Regions from separate parts of the Homo sapiens genome. Here region 1 is linked to region 2. Evidence: chromatin loops called from intact Hi-C (ENCODE). Cell type or tissue: GM12878. All regions are shown on one strand.

Region 1 (2,500 bases), 160 kb after region 2:
CTAAAACCAAAGCTGTGGTACCTGTTCTGGAACTCTGATATGGGTTAAAATTTGTGAGACAACTGAAATGGATAAAAATGTGGCTGCATTGAAAAGACTGCAAATTCCAGCAATGTTTGTGCTACAAAGAGAACCACGCTATTTTAATTCCCAGGAACTAGTACATGGTTCCACAGTAGTAGTAAGACTTTGCTTTGGTCTTGAAATCACAAATCAAACACATGACCCAGTGCAAATTAAGGGTTCAGTGAAAAAAAAAAAAAAAGAAAGAAAGAAAAACAAAATTTTAATCCCTAGACCAAAAAAGGGCAGAATTTGTTCTAAGAAATGTGAATTACCCCCATTGGGGTGGTTGGAGTGAGGGTGGAGGGAAGAAGTGCTTGAATTTTTCCCAAGGAAAAAAAGCTTCTAAAGTGTTTCTGGGTTGCTGCCTGCAGCCACTATAGTAACATTTCAACACAAAAGCATCCCTAAAGTCACTCGGTATGTGTACTGTAAACTTAAAAAAGCCCTTTTAACATTAAAAAATAATGTACAAATATAGTACCTTTTTAATTAAATAGGATGCAGCTGGCACTGGCGGTAGCATTTTTATGTCAATTAATTAAAATTGAAATGTGTAACCAGACACTGGCTTTTTTAAGTGCTGCTGAAACAAACACACATATTTTACACTTACAAATAAATGGACAGTGGTGTGCTTCAAGCTACCACACACAAACAATAAATAGTATCAATTACTACTTCCTTCTTACTTAAGTAATAGAAAAGTGGCTTATTTATCTAAGCATACTTGGTATACGGCCTTTAGAAGGCAAAGTGTTTTGCTTTCCCATCCATTTTTATTAGAAGGAGTCAGGATGAATTCCAAGGGAGACTCCCAGGCAGGAAGCACAGGTCCAGCTGCCCCACACGCTGTCCTGCAATGCTGGGTGGCCTACAAAGGTGGGTTTGAGAAGGACCAGAGAACAAGGGGGCCGTTAGGGTTTGAAGGCAAATCTCTGCTAAATTCTGCTTGGGTGGGTGGAGGATTCCAATGAAGGGACCCTGACTTTTCGGGGAGGAGAGCAGGGATTGGCCTGGTGGTGTCATTAGATGATCCTTGTTTGGATTAAGGATTTGCACTTGGAAATCTGCCATGTGACTGCCAGGAGTGGTCAAAGTGCATGCCACAGAAGGACTCTAGCTCAAATTCATACACACTAGTAGACACCAAACTCCACAGCCCCTTGCCCTCCTTGGCCCTCCATTGTAAGAAATACAAATGTCAAAGGCTGTCTGTAGGTCCCCGTGGGCCATATGTCCTCTCAGCTCAGCTACCTGCTGGAACCTGCTGCCTTTTCAGAGGACCTACTCCCAAAGGACAGTGATGTCATTCTGCTCCTCTAAATGCAAATTCTGTGGAAAGCTGCCAGTGGGGCCTTGGGTAAGGCAGATTGGGGTTCCCCTGTTGTGTTGTTTGGTAAGGCTGGTTGGTTAAGAATCTCTGGTGCAATTTTGCTCTCCTGTACTAGGTGTCTCATAATTGAACCCTCTATCCACATGTGCGGCTTTTAGCTGACTATGTCTTTGCTATGAAGCCTGGCGATTTAGAGTTTTGCTTAACTATGAAACCACAGAACATTTTTCTGTAGTTCAATGATTTACTTGTGCTTGTCTTTTTAATATGACAAGAGTCATAATTACCCCAAAGAAATTAGAAAACCACATCACTCCAGCATTTCATGCTGATAAAGGGCTAAAGGTTGTTTTTTAAATCCCTAATTACCGCTTTAGAAGGCAAAGCTGTGTTAGAGGCATTCAAAGATCTGAAAGAACTAAACATAACATTTCCTTCATACATCACAAAAACAATCTATATCTAAAATATTTGGAGATGGAAGTATTTTTTAAAATCACATTGTGCCTGGATGAACTGAAATTGCTTAGCAATATTTCAGATATGGCTCTAGACCACTGAAGAAATTTGTTATTTAATAAAGAGCACTTTTAGAGACCGAAGTCAACATATCAATACACTAAGAAATGTTTCAAGGGTCCAAATGTCATTAAATAATTATAAATATATCTTTAAAGTTATATGACCATTCACGTTAGCAAGTTACCTCAGATTTTACACATATTCATAATTTAAAAAAAAAGAAAACAACACATAGCCAAACGCAATCACTATCTATACCATTATGGCTATAATAATGTATTGCCATTTTCAGTTTTGCATAAAAGGAGAAGGCAGGTTTTAGGGATGGGATTTCTTTTTGGTTCAGTGGGAAAAGGGGAGAAGGAGTGTTAAAAAGTAAAATAAAATAATCTATCCTGATCAGTTATTTTTGAAGTCACTTTCTTGGAGCAGGAAAAAAAAAAAAAAAAACGAACCCAACAGTTCAGATGAGGACCTGCAGCATGTCTGAAAGCAGAAATTGGAAGAGTTATTCTGAATGATGGTACTGTGATGGAAGCATCCATTCTACCTCATGTCCCTTTAGTGCACCTCAACTGG
Region 2 (2,500 bases):
TTTTTGTAAAGCAGTGGAAACCCTCTTTCAAACAAAATCTCTGAGGGCCCCTATGTAGACGATACTAGCGCATTCTTAAGTAGTATTTACTGTATGCCAGATGTTTTAACTCATTTAGTCCAACAATTCTACAAGGTAGATACAGTGTGCTGTTACTGTTCATACTTTACAGATGGCAAAATTAAGGCACAGAGAAGTTAAATGATATGCCCAACATCACACAGCTGTAGGTGCTAGAGCTGGGTTTCCATCCTGCCTGGTCTGGCTCCAGAGCCCACCCTTTCATAGATCACACTGTGTGACCCCAGTATAGAGTGTTTTTAAGGAGGCGTATAAAATCAGAACAGCTCTGGCTGGAGCTCTGATAGAGGGCGGAGGGTTCCAAGCTTTCTATAGTGACCCTCAGGTACATCCAAGGAAGATGAGGACTTCAGGAAACCAGTGGATTAAGACTTTATCTACCTAAGATCACTTTAAGATCACATTTACTTCTTGAGGAGTAACAAATTAGTGCATTAGTAGGAATCTATTTCCAATTACCAGGGTCTTTAGAGAATGAAACTTAGGTAAGTGGTGACTGGGAGTCCCTGGCTACAGGGCAGGGATATGGAGAGCACACGGGTAGAGGGAGTGCTGGACTCGAGTCTGGACAGTAGGAGGGGAGGGGGCTGAGAGAGGCAGTGCCTCCAGGACAACCAAGCCTCTACTTGACAGGCAAGCTGGAGGTCAGGCTAACAGCAGTGCTTGTGACCAGTATTTGAAAGGGCCTCCGGGCAAGCCACTCTCTGGGTGCTGAACACTAAACAGCAGGTTGGTCCCTGGCAGAGGCATAGCGTGACCAGAGCCGTGGGGGTGGGTGAGGAGAACAGTCTGACGTGAGAGTGTCAGGGCTCCCCCCATGAGGTGACACTCAAAGTTTCAGTTTTTATCTTGATAAAAAGTTTGCAATTTTCACAATTGCAGAACAAATAGAACCATGACTCATATTTCACAATTTGCCTGGCAAATTCACTATGTGATCATGTTTCTGACAACTGCATGTTTTCCAGGGGTGAGGGGACATCAGGATAGAACATTTGGCCCGAGGGGCATGTTATAATGGGGGACAGTGGGACACACATTGCCCCCACTTCATGTCTTAGGTTCAATACCAGAAGCCAGTGATTCATGCTGTGCACAGGTCTCAGTGGACCTGGGAGTACATCACAAATTCTGAGGTATCCATGTGTATATTTTACTGTCTGATTTTTAATCATCTCTGAGCCACATTTTCATCCTCTGGAACTTCACGGGATAAATTACTTGAGGTTCATCATTTAAAAATTTTTTTTGAAATTTGAATAGCATAAGTTTGAGTAGCAACTTTCAAGATAATGTAATTTAAGAGATGATGATACACGTGATGAAATGTGACACTTTAAAGGAACAATTAAAACACCCATTGAAACTGAAAAACCAGAGTTTCGCCCTCCGGTTTCTAACTAAGGAATTGAGTCAGAAGTTCTGTAGTCTTCTGTGGAAGAAATAGACATGAGGGCCAACTCTGTGTCACCCGTAGATAACACCTAGTACCACGTCAGCAGCATGAGATAATGAATTATTATTTGTCAAATGAATGATAAGTACATAGACGCAAATACATAAGCATACAGTCCACACCAGCTGAAATACAGGGCCCAGTCTTATTCTTAGGAATCATTTCCCTATTCAACATGCTAATAATATTTGTTCCTTTTTTTTTTTTTGAAACGGAGTTTCGCTCTTGTCGCCCAGGCTGGAGTGCAATGGCACGATCTCGGCTCACTGCAACCTCCGCCTCCCGGGTTCAAGCGATTCTCCTGTCTCAGCCTCCTGAGTAGCTGAGATTACAGGCTTGCGCCACCATGCCCAGCTAATTTTTTTGTATTACTAGTAGAGATGGGTTTCACCATGTTGGCCAGGCTAGTCTGAAACTCCTGACCTCAGGTGATCCATCCGCCTCGGCCTCCCAAAGTGCTGGCATTATAGGCATGGGCCACTGCGCCCGCCCATTTGTTCCTTTTTAAATAAGCGTTGATTAATCTTGGAAACAAGGTTTATATAGACAGCAGAAACTTATCTTGCAATGGTTATATCTCACATTCGTTGAGCACCTTTTACTCAGATCCCTTGAAATGGTCCAATTTTTGATTCTCAGAGCACTAGTGGGCTGTTAAGCCCCAAGGTAACTGTGATATTTTCCCATATCTCCCAAACCACCCAGTGTGGCAAGTGTAATTTTGTTCATTTTAGGAGATGAAGAATTGAGAGACATCCAAGCCACAAAACAGGAAGGGACAGAATTGAGATCCTAGGCCAGGTTAAGCCCAATGCCCGTGGTCTTTATATCAAGGGCTAACAGCCTTAGTGAAGATGGGGGTGTCTGCCTGCCCCTTCTGCAATGTCAGTACCGTGAAGGCTCATTGAACCTCAGTTTTCATCATGTAGAAATTTGACCCCTTCAGTGCTGCAAGGGCCTCCC

What was found. Peaks named below come from ENCODE experiments on the same cell type or tissue, not always from the same donor. Only the 100,000 strongest peaks of a DNase experiment are listed, where the experiment ranks them.
Region 1: it touches region 2 in a loop (10-fold over the local background); 4 of 110 quality-filtered maps call a loop at or near these places.

The regions. Positions count from the first base shown.
Region 1 is chr6:45,547,768-45,550,267 of GRCh38, reverse strand. It overlaps RUNX2 (RUNX family transcription factor 2), which reads right to left. Exons shown (of 9, transcript NM_001024630.4): 9 at 1-2,500. Among named protein-coding and RNA genes, the nearest start is that of RUNX2-AS1, 28 kb to the left of the region's middle. In GM12878, a CTCF peak has its summit at 1,519; a DNase peak (open chromatin) is centred at 1,427.
Region 2 is chr6:45,709,023-45,711,522 of GRCh38, reverse strand. No RefSeq gene overlaps it. Among named protein-coding and RNA genes, the nearest start is that of RUNX2-AS1, 130 kb to the right of the region's middle. In GM12878, no CTCF peak of the experiment used is centred here; DNase peaks (open chromatin) are centred at 902 and 1,482; H3K4me3 peaks cover 390 bases; H3K27ac peaks cover 873 bases.